Linked DNA regions of Homo sapiens: region 2 is linked to region 1. The links are chromatin contacts, found by Hi-C or POLR2A ChIA-PET in ENCODE. All regions are on one chromosome and are shown on one strand. Each heading gives the region's core, a stretch centred on a gene start or an enhancer-like site at or near the end of the contact. The rest is flanking DNA. Distances are from core to core; before and after follow the strand shown. Region 1 has its middle 210 kb from the start of TET2. Region 2 holds the start of TET2-AS1 (TET2 antisense RNA 1).

Region 1 (7,872 bases), core at 1,843-4,342:
AGAAAAAGAAAGAGAAAGGAAAGGAAGAGAGAGAGAGAAAGAGAGAAAGAAAAGAAAAAAATAAAGTTAGATATGCAGAGATTTTGAGATGACCTACAGAATTCATATGGATCCACAATCCTTATAGCTAGATCCTTATATGATTGCTCCAAAAATGTACATTCTGGACCTAGCACATTAGCTAGCCCCCCAACAATTCTTAATTTCTAGTAGATATGGCAGAATAATGTTACATGAAATGGTGGTATCAAGTTGTTATATGAGAATGACAACATAGGAATCCTAATAAAATGCTTGTAGATGGTCTTTGAGGTCAGTTAAAAATCACCAAATATTTTTGACGGCAATATCTCTAGTACTTGTACCTCTGTTTATCTGTCATTATCTCAAGTCTTAGTTCCTATTGATTAAATCTATTTAGCAACAGTTATAAAATTTTTCTTCTAGATGTGAAATGGCCATAGGGACTCTACTTCCTGGTTAACATGTCTTAATGAATCACCACATTTTCATGTTTTCCCACAGGAAAGGAACATGGTAAAATAGAAATAGGTTAAGATGTAATGATCTCCCCCTTTCCTGAATATGCCTCTGAATCGCTCTGTGTATACCTCTGCATTCTTTCATTTGCATATAAGGAAACCACTATGGCTTATAGCTTTTACAAACTGATGCCAATAATGGTCACATATCTTACAAAGATCTAGAATTTATTACAAAGTAATTAAAATCAATAACAACAACAAGAAAACAAACTTCCAAAAGGTCAAAACTTTAACCAATCTACATAATCACTAAAATTTAGCACCAAGTATTAAAAGCAAAGACATAAAAGCAATCCTGTGATGAATTTCCATACACATAAATATTCACTAAGTAGGAAAATACCTGATTAAAGAGTTAAAGAAATTTTATTTGTAACACTTTCCTTAAAGGGATTTTTCTTTTCCAAAATAGTATAAATCATTGTATTTTAGACCTCCTACTATCTACTTTATTGGTCTAAAGATTATTGGTACTTTAATGATAAGTTAAATACATTTTAACAGAAAGATAATTAAATGAACACTTGAAGTATTAACATAATTACATATAGTCAGGCAAATTCTGTGTATGAGATGAAATGTCATTCCAAAAGTATCTCATTGCTGTTTTTGTGTCACATTTAGACATGAGACACTGAGTATATACTTGTCGGCTAAGTGTTCACAAATCCTACTAAGGGCATGTATTGGGGGACTTGGCATTGCCAGGTTGTAGAGAGTACTTGCATCTCCTTGCATCAAATTTGGATGAAATTCTAAAACCATATAGGCTGCTCCAGAATACATCCGGCTTCTGGTGGATAAATAGGTCCACCATTTCTGGTTATTTTTCTAAGTAAGTTGTAAAAACCCTCCCTATGTAAGGCCTATTTGACAAGTATTTTTTCTAGTACATAAAACTAGAATATGATAAAAAATTTTTATAAACATAACTCAACCTAAAACTCTTGAAATATCTTATGGTTTATGACAACACACACATTCAATTACTGGAGACACATACTAAATACTACATATTTGTTGATAAAGCTGAAACTCCTAAACCTACCAAAAAGGCCTTCAAGACTGCCACCAATTCCATTTTCTTCCTCCACAGTGGAAGACTAAAAACTGCCAATCAATGACTAATCTCCCCTGTTTCTGCTATCAGAACTTGTCTGTATACAAGAGCAATGTGCTCATCTCTAGGAGGTGATGAACAACCATTCTAAGGTGATAATCACAATGTTCTTTCCCTTTGCCATATAGTCATTTTTTCACTCTCCTTTGCAACTAGGAGGGATATTTTCTAATAAAAGAGACCAATGGAGCTGGACTCTCCCCTTCCCTCTTTCTTCTTCTTCCTGCATGGATATGATGCCTGGTGTTGTGGTAGCCATATTAAAAACCGTGGGGCCTTCAGCCAAAGGGGAAAAAGCCAGCAAATGAAGGAAGGAGAATGCAAGGTAGAAAGAGCCTATATCCTTGACAGCATCATGAACAATGGGAGCAATGCCAGCAATTTTCTATATTCTTACTTCTTGCTCTGTAGGAAAAAATAATTCCTTATTTACTAAAGCCACTGTTGGATTGTGGCTGGCAAGATGTCTGAATAGGAACAGCTCCGGTCTGTAGCTCCCAGCGAGATCAACGCAGAAGGTGGGTGATTTCTGCATTTCCAACTGAGGTGCACAGCTCATCTCACTGGAACTGGTTAGACAGCGGGTGCAGCCCATGGAGAGTGAGCTGAAGCAGGGTGGGATGTCACCTCACACAGGAAGCACAAGGGGTCAGGGAACTCCCTCCTCTACCCAAGGAAAGCCCTGAGGGACTGTGCTGTAAGGAACAGTGCACCCTGGCCAAGATAATATGCTTTTCCCACGGTCTTCGCAACCTGCAGACCAGGAGATTCCCTCCGGTACCTACATCACCAGGGCCCTGGGTTTCAAGCACAAAACTGGGCAGTCATTTGGGCAGACATCGAGCTAGCTGCAGGAAATTTTTTCATACTCCAGTGGTGCCTGGAACACCAGCAAGACAGAAAAAGTTAGACCCCTGGAAAGGGGGCTGAAGTCAGGGAGCCAAGTGGTCTAGCTTAGAGGATCCCACCCCAAGGGAGCCCAGCAAGCTAAGATCCACTGGCTTGAAATTCTCACTGCCAGCAGAGCAGTCTGAAGTCAATCTGGCATGCTGGAGCTTGGTGGGAGGAGGGGCGTCTGCCATTACTGAGGCTTGAGTAGGTGGTTTTCCCCTCACAGTGTAAACAAAGCGGCCAGGAAGTTTGAACTGGGCGGAGCCCACCACAGCTTGGCTAAGCCACTGTAGCCAGACTGTCTCTCTAGATTCCTTTTCTCTGGGCAGGGCATCTCTGAAAGAAAGGTGGCAGCCCCAGTCAGGGGCTTATAGATCAAACTCCCATCTCCCTGGGACAGAGCACCTGGGGGAAGGGGTGGCTGTGGGCACAGGTTCAGCAGACTTAAATGTTCCTGCCTGCTGGCTCTGAAAAGAGCAGCAGATCTCCCAGCACAGCCCTTGAGATCTGCTAAGGGACAGACTGCCTCCTCAAGTGGGTCCCTGAACCCCGTGACTTCTGACAGGGAGAAACCTCCCAGCAGGGGTCAGCAGACACCTCATATAGGAAAGCTCCAGCTGGCATCTGGCAGGAGCCCCTCTAAGATGAAGCTTCCAGAGGAAGGAACAGCAGCAATCTTTGCTGTTCTGCAGCCTCTGCTGGTGATACCCAGGCACACAGGGTCTGGAGTGGACCTCCAGCAAACTGCAGCAGACCTGCAGCAGAGAGGCCTGTTAGAAAGAAAACTAACAAACACAAAGGAATAGGATCAATGTCAACAAAAAGGACGTCCACACAGGAACCCCATCTGAAGGTCACCAACATCAAAGACCAAAGGTAGATAAATCCAGGAAGATGAGGAAAAACCAGCACAAAAAAAGGCTGAAAATTCCAAAAACCAAAATGCCTCTTCTCCTCCAAAGGATCACAACTCCTTGCCAGCAAGGGAACAAAACTGGATGGAGAATGAGTTTGACCAATTGAAGGAAGTAGGCTTCAGGAGGTGGGTAATAACAAACTCTGCCGAGCTAAAGGAGCATGTTCTAACCCAATGCAAGGAAGCTAAGAACCTTGGAAAAAAGTTAGAGGAATTGCTAACTAGAATAACCAGTTTAAAGAGGAACATAAATGACCTGATGGAGCTGAAAAACACAGCACAAGAACTTTGTGAAGCATACACAAATATCAATAGCCAAATTGATCAAGCAGAAGAAAGGATTTCAGAGATTGAAGATCACCTTAATAAAATAAAGCATGAAGACAAGATTAGAGAATAAAGAATGAAAAGGAATGAACAAAGCCTCCAAGAAAATATGGACTATGTGAAAAGACCAAACCTATATTTGATTGGTGTACATGAAAGTGATGGGGAGAATGAAACCAAGTTGGAAAATACTCTTCAGGATATCATCCAGGAGAACTTCCCCAACCTAGCAAGGCAGGCCAACATTCAAATTCAGGAAATACAGAGAACACCACTAAGATATTACTCAATAAGAGCAACCCCAAGACACACAATCATCAGATTCACCAAGGTTGAAATGAAGGGAAAAATGTTAAGGGCAGCCAGAGAGAAAGGTCAGGTTACCCACAAAGGGAAGCCCATCAGACTAACAGTGGATCTCTCTGCAGAAACCCTACAAGCCAGAAGTAAGTAGGGGCCAATATTCAACACTCTTAAAGAAAAGAATTTTCAACCCAGAATTTCATATCCAGCCAAACTAAGCTTCATAAGTGAAGGAGAAATAAAATCCTTTACAGACAAGCAAATGCTGAGAGATTTTGTCACCACCAGGCCTGCCTTACAGGAGATCCTGAAGAAAGCACTAAACATGGAAAGGAGCAACCGGTACCAGCCACTGCAAAAACATAACAAATTGTAAAGACCATTGACATTGTGAAGAAACTGCAGCAACTAATGGGCAAAATAGCCAGCTAGCATCATAATGATAGGATCCAATTCACACATAACAATATTAACCTTAAATGTAAACGGGCTAAATGCCCCAAGACACAGACTGGCAAACTGGATAAAGAGTCAAGAACCATCAGTGTGTTGTATTCAGGAGACCCATCTCACATGCAAATAAAGGAATGGAGGAATATTTAGCAAGTAAATGGAAAGAAAAAAAAAGCAGGGGTTGCCATCCTAGTCTCTGATAAAACAGACTTTAAACCAACAAAGATAAAAAATGACAAAAAAGGAGCACCCAGACTCATATAATAAGATCTTAGAGACCTACAAAGAGACTTAGACTCCCACACAATAATAATGAGAAACTTTAACACCCCACTGTCAATATTAGACAAATCAATGAGACAAAAAAGTAACAAGGATATTCAGGACTTCAATTCAGCTCTAGACCAAATGGACCTAATAGACATCTACAGAACTCTCCACCCCAAATCAAAAGAATATACATTCTTCTCAGCACCACATCACACTTATTCTAAAATTGACCACATAATTGGAAGTAAAACACTCTTCAGCAAACGCAAAAGAATGGAAATCATAACAGTCTCTCAGACCACAGTGAAATCAAATTAGAACTCATGATTAAGAAACTCACTCAAACCACATGACTACATGGAAGCTGAACAACCTGTTTCTGAATGACTACTGAGTAAATAACAAAATTAAGGCTTAAATAATTGAGCTCTTTGAAACCAATGAGAACAAACATACAATGTACCAGAATCTCTGGGACAGAGCTAAAGCAGTGTTTAGTGGGAAATGTATAGCACTAAATGCCCACAGGAGAAAACAGAAAAGATCTAAAATTGGCACCCTAACATCACAATTAAAAGAACTAGAGAAGCAAGAGCAAGCAAACTAAAAAACTAGCAGAAGACAAGAAATAACTAAGATTAGAGCAGAACTGAAGGAGATAGAGACATAAAAAGCCCTTCAAAAAATCAATGAATACAGGAGCTGGTTTTTTCAAAAGATCAACAAAATAGACCAGTTGCCAGACTAGTAAAGAAGAAAGGAGAGAAGAATCAAATAGACACGATAAAAATGATAAAGGGGATATCACCACTGATCCCACAAAAATGCAAACTACCATCAGAGAATACTATAAAAACCTCCACGCAAATAGACTAGAAAATCTAGAAGAAATGGATAAATTCCTGGATACATACACCCTACCAAGACTAAACAAGGAAGAAGTCCAATCCCTGAATAGACCAATAACAAGTTCTGAAATGGAAGCAGTAATTAATAGCCTACCAACCAAAAAAAGTCCAGGACCAGACAGATTCACAGCCGAATTCTACCAGAGGTACACAGAAGAGCTGGTACTATTCCTTCTGAAACTATTCCAGTCAACAGAAAAAGAGGGACTCCTCCCTAACTCATTTTATGATGCCAGCATCATCCTGATACCAAAACCTGGCAGAGACACAACAACAACAAAAAAGAAAATTTCAGGCCAATATTCCTGAAGAATGTCAATGTAAAAATCCTCAATAAAATACTGGCAAACTGAATCCAGCAGCCCATCACAAAGCTTATCCACCATGATCAAGTTGGCTTCATCCCTGGGATGCAAGGCTGGTTCAACATCTGCAAATCAATAAACATAATCCATCACATAAACAGAACCAATGACAAAAAACACATGATTATCTCAATGGATGCAGAAAAGGTCTTCAACAAAATACAACACCCCTTCATGCTAAAAACTCTCAATAAACTAGGTATTGATGGAACATACATCAAAATAATAAGAGCTATTTATGACTAACCCACAGCCAATATCATATTGAATGGGCAAAAACTGGAAGCCCTCTCTCCCCACTCCTATTCAACACAGTATTGGAAGTTCTGGCTACGCAATCAGGCAAGAGAAAGAAATAAAGTGTATTCAAATAGGAAGAGAGGAAGTCAAATTGCCTCTGTTTACAGATGACATGATTGTATATTTAGAAAACCCCATCATCTCAGCCCAAAATCTCCTTAAGCTGATAAGCAACTTCAGTAAAGTTTCAGATACAAAATCAATGTACAAAAATTACAAGCATTCCTTTATACCAATAATAGACAAAAATAGAGCCAAATTATGAATGAACTTCATTCACAATTACTACAAAGAGAATAAAATACCTAGGAATACAACTTACAAGGGACGTGAAGGACCTCTTCAAGGAGAACTACAAACCACTCCTCAAGGAAATAAGAGAGGACACAAACAAATGGAAAAACATTCCATGCTCATGGATAGGAAAAATCAACATTGTGAAAATTGCCATACTCACCAAAGTAATTTATAGATTCTATGCTATCCCTGTCAACCTACCATTGACTTTCTTCAAAGAATTAGAAAAAACTACTTTAAATTTCATATAGAACAAAAAACAGCCCATATAGCCGAGACAATCCTAAGCAAAAAGAACAAAGCAGGAGGCATCACGCTACCTGACTTCAAACTATACTACAAAGCTACAGTAACCAAAACAGCATGGTACTGGTACCAAAACAGATATATAGACCAATAGGACAGGATAGAGGCCTCAGAAATAATGCCACACATGTACAACCATCTGATCTTCAACATTCCTGACAAAAACAAGCAATGGGGAAAGGATTTCCTATCTAATAAATGGTGTTGGGAAAACTGGCTAGCCATATGCAGAAAACTGAAAAATGGATTAAAGACTTAAATGTAAGACCTAAAACCATAAAAACCCTAGAAGAAAAACTAGGCAATACCATTCAGGACATAGGCATGGGCAAAGGCTTCATGACTAAAACACCAAAAGCAATGGCAACAAAAGCCAAAAGTGACAAATGGGATCTAATTAAACTAAACAGCTTCTGCACAGCAAAAGAAACTAGCATCGGAGTGTACAGGCAACCTACGCAATGGGAGAAAATGTTTGCAATCTACCCGTCTGACAAAGGGCTAATATCCAGAATCTACAAAGAATTTAAATAAATTTACAAGAAATAAACAACCCCATCAAAAAATGGGCGAAGGATATGAACATAAATGTCTTCTCAAAAGAAAACATTTATGTGGCCAACAAACATATGAAGAAAAGCTCATCATCACTGGTCATTAGAGAAATGCAAATTAAAACCACAATGAGATACCATCTTACACCAGTTAGAATGGCAATCATTAAAAAGTCAGTAAACAACAGATGCTGGAGAGGATGTGGAGAAATAGGAACGCATTTACACTGTTGGTGGGTGTGTAAATTAGTTCAACCATTGTGGAAGACAGTGTGGCAACTCCTCAAGGATCTAGAACCAGAAATGCCATTTGACCC
Region 2 (7,872 bases), core at 2,883-5,382, 420 kb after region 1:
AGACTGGGTTTCTTCCCCAAATTCTCCAGCCTATAACCATAAGTTGCCATAGCCAATTCACTAACATATGCAAGAAGGTACATTTCCCCTCAGAACCTGTGCATCATGGTTTTCTATGAGACATTTCCTGACAACTGCATTGGTGCCCTTGCTTCTAAAATAAATATTGATTTTAGACTAAAGTAGAACTTAGACCCAAAGGGTAAAGACTGGAAAGCTGCAAGTGAGAAAAGAAGGAAATATATTAGGTAATGTCTCCCACAAGTATATCACTTAAAAACATTTCAGAGAGAAGCTAACTTTTTTGCTTTTATATTTTTGTTCTTAAAACTTGACAGTTAAGCAAGAGAAGACATTTTTAAAATTTGGTACATTAATAAATTCAAATCAACAAAAGAGAAACTACTCAGTGTGAGTGAATTTTTTAATTTTTTCAAAAAGTTACCTACAATATCAATTATAGAACTTAGGTTTATTGAGATAATTTTGCTTTTATAGACAGCACCACCTCTAAACACCACAACTGCTGCAGATGCAGCAGAAAAGCTGCATTATACCCATTTTATAAAATTTCATTACTTAAAGAGGATATTTAAAATCTAAAAACTGACAGTCCAATTCAAGCAGGATTGAAACTGCCTATCTTCGGTAGTAGCATGCGTTTTAGCTAAGCTTGTCCATTGGGAGACTGCCTGCTTCTTTCTGCCTGGGAGAGATACTTTCTCATAGCCAGAGCAGAGGTGCTTGTTAAGAGTAATATTTCAGGCTGGGCGTGGTGGCTCACGCCTGTAATCCCAACAGTTTGGAAGGCTGAGGAGGGTGGATCATTTGAGGTCAAGAGTTCAGGATCAGCCTGGCCAACATGGTGAGACCCAGTCTCAACTAAAAATACAAAAATTAGCCAGGAGTGGTGGCACACACTTGTAATCTCAGCTACTCGGGAGTCTGAGGCAGGAGGATTGCTTGAACCCGGGAGGCGGAGGTTGCAGTGAGCCAAGATCATGCCACTGCACTCCAGCCTGGGCAACAGTGAAAGACTCCATATCAAAAAAAAAAAAAAAAAAAAAGAAAAAGAGTAAATAAAATTTCAATGTTAAAGCAAGGAGCTTTCATTTGTGCCCTGTCTTGCCTCTGATGCAGATGTAAGCATTCTCCAGGTTGGAGAACCTGAGCACATCAGCTGCTGGTACGCCTCCTTCTCAGAGTGACCACTTTGGACAAGAAAATAATTGTTCATAGGTATGACATGACTAATGTTTCTATGAGCTTCTTTCTCTGATGACAGGTGCAGCAAAATATGGTTTCAAAGATTAAGCCAATGAGATTTTTTGGCCTTTGTCCATCAGCCCCGTTATTTCACAGACTATTTTAGAGCTATGTATCAGGTAGACACTATTCTAGATGCTTCACATACATTATCTCATTTGATCCTCATACTGTTCCTAGCAAGTCAAGTTTCAATTTAGAGATGGGTATCACTTTTTCTTTATTCCCACCTTATCATCACATTCCAGGAAGGGGTAGACCTTCATATGACAAGACCCTGATCCACCAGGTCACAGTTGACTAGACCAGAGGTTGACACCTGATATCAAGTAAACTGTGCTAATCAAATTTATATCTGTAGGAATTTGCAGCTGGATATATAAAATATTAAAACCAATAAATGCTGTAATAGGCTATATTTGATCCATTTGTAAGTCTTTAGAGCGAATAAAAAACGATGTAGAGACAAAAGACCATTTGGCTCTAAGACAAACTCACTCAGTACTCACTGATGCCTATGTTTCAATTCCTAGATTGACTTGTTTCTGAGGCCTACCGCATTTCATGTCCTTGGGGGTTCATAAGGCACCCTGTATCTTTACAATTATTTCTCCTTTCTTCTTAAATTACCTTGAATAGATAAGGTCATCTACTGAATACATTCAGTACAACCCAATGGTCTCTAAGAGACTATCCTTATCTTTGTTTTATAGATGAGGAAACATACTCAGAGAGTTTAAGCAAGTTACCCGAGATCATGCAGATAGGAAAAAGTGGAATTCAAGCCCAAATCTACATGACTCCAAAATTTGTGCCTTTCACCACTAGATTAATTTAGATCCAAAAATTTTAATGTACCTTGCTGTTTGTTAAAGCTGTCTAAATCTAAGCTAGAGGCTTTATGATTTACAGAAGTTATTGCCATGTCTTCTTAGAGTTTAATACTCAAAACAACTGCTCATTGTAAACAGACAGACATAGAGTATCCATATTTTCATCTACATCATTAAGTCTAGGGAAGTGAAACTTCCTGCTTTCTAGCTGAGTTGGCCTCCTTTCAAGGACTCCAGATCTAATTGCTTTTGCAGAACATGTATATTTCCAATACGTTAGACTCATCTGCTCCCAAGGAAAAATTTGACTTTTTTCTGGTCAATTTGCTATGCACAATTTGTCATCACTAGACCATTCCTATTGTTTATCTTTATGGATGGTTTCCCAGATGAAATTGACATATATTTTTTTCTCTTTCTAACTAGCCACAAGGCTAGAGTTACTCATGTAACTCTTCAACAGCTCAGCTCTGGAGTTTAGCTATTAGCCTTTCTTTATGGAGAAAAAAACCCCACTTAAGCAATCCTATTACCATATCTGAGCTGTTTTGGTTTTTGTCCTGGGATGTGGGGCCTCACCACTCTATCATCCTACATAACTGCTTAGCTTACAAGAATCTGGACTTGGGCCACTCTGATTCAATGATTATGAGAATGGTTTAGGTTAAGACGTTTTTATTGTATTTCAAGCAAAAAACCATCACTTGCTGTAAATCCACCAATTTTGGTTACTTTAAATTTGTTATACCCATAACATTATAACATCAACAGGAATTAGTAAAAATCATCCAGATGTCCATCACTCCAAGAAATCACCTTCATTAGTTTTCCTGTATTATTTTGTGTTCTGTTTGTATACATGTATACATTTTACCTAGTTTTAATCATAACAGATGGCACTTTTAGTTAGCTTTCCTTCATATAATTTGTCAGGAATCACTTTTTTGAACTGCTAATTCTTTTAAATTATTGTTTGAGTAGCCACATTCAACCATGTCAGATGTTAAACTTTTAGTGTTTCTTGTTACTTCTTTAAACAATGCTAAATCTGGTAACCTAGCCTTTGAGGTGACAAGCTCATGCTTATACCCCCTCATCATGAGTGTTGACAACCATTGGCCACATGTAAGCAAAAACTAAACTGGCAGCAGGAGAGCTCATCCCAGGATGTTGCCAGTTTTTCATTTGCCTGGCATGGGATCAGTATGCACCCATCTCTTTCTTGGCAGTAATCTAGGCAGATTTGGAAGGTTTTCATCATACTTAACTTGGGGTTCAAAAGCAACGACAACAAAAAAGCAGCTAGAGATCACTGCAACAACACATTTCATACTGAGGGCAATACGGGTCAGTAGGTGACATGCAGTACAAATTGAAACTAGTGTTTTCTATAAGCACTCAAAGTTGTATGCCTCTATCTTCTCTCCAAATAGGTCCCAAATATGTTACAGAAAAATCTAGGATGGCATTTTCCTCCTTTGACCACAGCTGAGACTCAGAGGGACTTGAGGTCTTTCTGGTACTATTAGTGAACATCTTTGAATTTTTCTCCTCTGGACCCTCAGTCAGTGCTTCTAGAACTGTGTGCCTCTTTTGGCTACTGTAAAAGGCACGGTGATTTAAGCCTGGAGAAATGTAAATCTGGGCAACCAACAACCTCCCGTCTATCCTTCAAACACATATACACACACTTTTACACATATCGGTTCATTTTCTTATCAAACACAAATACATGGAACAACACAGTAACAAGAAAAGCAAAGAGACCGGGGGTAGATAAGAGGTAACCTACATTTCCTAAGGTATTTATACTGACCATCCCTCAGCCTTACCTTTACAGGGGGATTCTCTCTTAAGTCAGGTTGCAGTGTTTAAAACGCTATGCAATTTGCTACTGTGTTACTCAGTTTCCAAAAGCCACAATCTACTCAATTCACCTGTTCTGAATCTTTCTTGATTCTCAAAGAAGCCTGTCTCTGAAGAGCTCCATCCTTCTGGGTCACACTTCCTTCTGATATGGGGCCTCTCTCTTCTGTGAAGGTCTCTATTCCAGTCTTCCTGAAGCAGCCCGATGTACCCTTCTTTCTCTGCCTTTTCAAATGGCCACAGTGATGTCACTCTCAGCTGTTTCTAAGCTGGTTCCTAACCTCAAGACTAAGGGAATGACTCAGCTGGAATCAGTAACCTTGTCTTTAAAAGGTCAGACTATTTTGAACCACCACCACCACCATAGACTTAATGCAGTCAACCCGTTTAACAGACAGGTATAAATTAAATACGGGCATACTAAACATGTGTTCTGAGTAAAAGAGACTTATAAAAGATGGAACATTGTTTGCCAAGATTCAAAAAAGTTTTAACTTTGAAATTTCATTACAGTTAGTCTGTTGAGAATGGTAGACAATTTTAAAGCTACTAGTGAACTCCCAAAACTCAATTCGGCAGGCTTTCCTCTGACCTCATCTTCCTTGACCACTAGGCCTTAGAGTCCAAAGGCTGGAGGGGCCGAAGTTCTGATGTCCAAAAGAAGGAGATGAAGTGTGTCCAGCTCCAGGAGAGAGAGGAGAGGAAAGAGAGAGAGAGACTAGCATTTGATACAATTGTCCCTCTAACCTTCCGTTCCTATCCTGGCTTCTCTGACACCCACAATGCCAAGTTAGTTTTGCTCTCATTCCTTTCCTGCTCCCTCAGGTAGTTTATTCATGACGAGTGTCTGCAGTTATCACCTGCATGTGGTTTCTTGGTATTAGTTGGGAGTTGCAAGTAATAGAAACCTAACTTGAACTAGCATAAATTTTACAAACATATTTAAGGATCTTAGGCAAGAATGAAGCTGCCTAAATAAGGAATACTTGGGATCAGAGACTCAAACATGTGAGTTTTCTACCAATTTTGTTTTCTTTTTCTGTGTGACTGTTTCATTTTCCTGTGTGCAGACCATTTTGAATTTATATCTCTTTTGTTCCAGAGAGCAGGAAGACTGGGTTGTAATGTCTTGGTCTCAATTCCAGATTTCTAAGTAAGGCTTTTGATTGGCTCAGTTTAGGCTTAGGTCTCGAATAAATCAATTTCAGCAGGGGGTACAGTCAAGGGAAAAGGTTAAGTGATCACCTTGGATCAATCAACCATGGCTAGGTGGTCATAAGAACATGGTGTCCCTAATGTCACCTCCAGACTTAACCTCCCATCTGAGCACATAAAGAATTTGCTAGATATTATCACATGCTGCCATCTCCAACTTAACAAGCCTGAAACTGATCTCATAATTTCCCACCCAAACTATAGGCCACCTTTACTATTTGTGAATGAATAGTATTATCATTCTCTCACCATCCTTGGCCCAAACCTTGAATCATCCTGCCTCATCTCTTTCTCTTCTGAGTGCAGTCATCAATTTGTAAAATAGTACTGATTAATATTTAGTGGATATTTACTGTATACCACTAAATGGTACATGTATTATCTCCTTTAATTCTCAAACAAACCCCTGAGATAGATTCTATTGGTAAAGCCATTTTTACAGATTAAGAAACTAAAAAAGTTAGCTTGCTCAAGATCATACAACTACAAAGCAATGGGACTTAGAAATAAATTTAAGTCTGTTCAAACTCTGAGCCAAAGCTTTTGTTTTGTTTTGTTTTGTTTTTTTGAGACCAAGTCTCACTCTGTTGCCCAGACTGGAGTGCAGTGGCTTGGTCTTGGCTCACTGCAACCTCCGCCTCCTGGGTTCAGGTGATCTTCTGCCTCAGCCTCCCGAGTAGCTGGGACTACAGGCATGTGCCACCACACCCGGCTATTTTTTATTCTGTATTTTTAATAGAGACAGACTTTCACCATTTGGCCAGGCTGGTCTCAAACTCCTGACCTCAGGTGATCTGCCGGCCTCAGCCTCCCAAAGTGCCGGGATTACAGGTGTGAGCCACAGTGCCCGGCCTAAGCCAAAGATTTTAACAATCATGCGATACTGTCTTATCGCTTCTCTAACATTTTTGTTACATAATATTTCTGATATCTCGTACCCTACAAATCCCTCCCCAATCAGCTTGTACACCCACACAAACAGCCCTGGCACTGCCATTCCCCTACAGCTGGAAAGCTAGAGTCAAGTGTGAGTAGTCCAGACTTTTTCAGGAGTTGCAGTGCTATGTTCCTTGACATTATATGTTAATTTTTAAAACAATGTGTTCATTTTTTTTTTTTTGAAACAGGTCTCACACCCATCACCCAGGCTGGAGTGCAGTAGTGTGATCATGGTTCACTGCAGCCTTGATTTCCTGGGTTCAGGTGATTCTCCCACCTCAGCCTCTCGATTAGCTGGGACTACAGGCACATGCCACCACTCCCAGCTAATTTTTGTATTTTTTTTATAGAGACAGGGTTTCACCACATTGCCTAGGCTGGTCTTAAACTCCTGGGCTCAAGCAATCCTCCTGCCTCGGCTTCCAAAAGTGTTGGGATTACAGGCATGAGTCACGATGCCCTGCCAGTTTTTGTTTGTTTGTTTGTTTGTTTTTTTAAAGTAGTGAAATGTATTAGCTTGTTCTATTTCCCTTTAAATCATTCATTCCTCTGCTATCTTCTATATTTTTCATGACTCAATGGACACCTGCAAAAATTCCAAAGCATAAAATGCTTTAGATGGATATAACCACTTATTGTTGGCCTATGTGTTGAATATATCATATTTTCTTTGACTAGATGCATCTCACTGTTAAGACTATTCCTAGGAAAGACCTTCCCATAATGTGCATCAATTTTCAAGTCTGGCGAACCTTGCAAATCCTTCACCAGGGCACATTTTCCCTTGGAACATGGCAGTGTAGATCTCTTCTCACATATAAACATTTGCTGGCCTATGTTGAATTTCTATTGCTTATAGTTAGTAGTTATAGTAGGGGGACTTTAAAATGGTGCCCAATGACCCTCTCCTCCTGATCTTCACTCCTTTGTTTAATCCCTTCTCTCAAGTGTAGGCTAAACCTCATGGCTTGCTTCTACACAATAGGATACAGCAAAGTTGACAGATGTCACTTCCAAGAGTGGTTACAAAAGATGGTGACTGCTGTCTTGCTAGGAGACTCTATTTCATTGTTGGCTTGTACACTTTGATGAAGCAAGCTGCTATGTTAAAGAGGCACATATAGTAAGGGGATGAGCAAGAAGCCAAATCTTCCTATCCACCAATGTAAGCTTGGAAGCAAATCCTTCCCCAGTCAAGACTTGAGATGACCCTGGAAATATGAAAACCTGTTAGGCCCTTCCTGGATTCCTTGACCCACAGAAATTGTGAGATAATAATGTTTGTTGTCTTAGGCCACTAGGTTTTATGGATTTTTACTCAGAAACAGATTAATAATATAACAAAATTCAAAACATCAACCTTTCCTCTATTAAACTGATGTAATCATATATTTGACTTTTTGGGAAAAATTATTTTTACAACTGTTTAACTTTTATTTGAGTCACACAATAAGCTATTTTTGTCCATCCTTAGAGTGTTTCCAGTTGATGACTTCCAGTATCCTATGCTAGGAACAGGGAAAGAGGCAAATGCAAACATGTGGCTCCTTTTCTGTTAACACTCCAACATTTGAGAAGCTGCAGCAAGTACACTTCCAACATAATTATGTGAGCCTTTCAATGTGACTTCTTGCCAATCCAAGGTCCCTCAACTAACATTCTTTCTACCGTCAATTTCTTCATGTAATATTCTTCTTACTAAATACTAAACACACACTAAAAATTTATATTTCAAAACTTAAAAATATAGCAT

Evidence for each region. Hi-C counts contacts between places; a loop is a spot of excess contacts on that map. ChIA-PET counts read pairs that join two places held with the same protein, here RNA polymerase II (POLR2A).
Region 2: a map with no recorded cell type shows a loop between it and region 1 (4-fold over the local background). The contact joins the promoter of TET2-AS1 here to the enhancer-like site in region 1. A Hi-C loop is called at or near these places in 1 of 37 single-sample maps with no recorded cell type. POLR2A ChIA-PET finds 5 or more read pairs at or near these places in 1 of 52 experiments (MCF 10A).

What each region holds. Positions count from the first base shown.
Region 1 is chr4:104,928,144-104,936,015 of GRCh38, forward strand. No RefSeq gene overlaps it. Among named protein-coding and RNA genes, the nearest start is that of TET2, 210 kb to the right of the region's middle. RefSeq lists an enhancer at 2,506-2,845. Within about 2 kb of position 3,093, at least 5 of the 41 ENCODE cell types and tissues checked have a DNase peak (open chromatin) inside an H3K27ac peak, as active enhancers do.
Region 2 is chr4:105,348,749-105,356,620 of GRCh38, forward strand. It overlaps TET2-AS1 (TET2 antisense RNA 1), which reads right to left and starts at 4,133. Exons shown (of 6, transcript NR_126420.1): 1 at 3,932-4,133.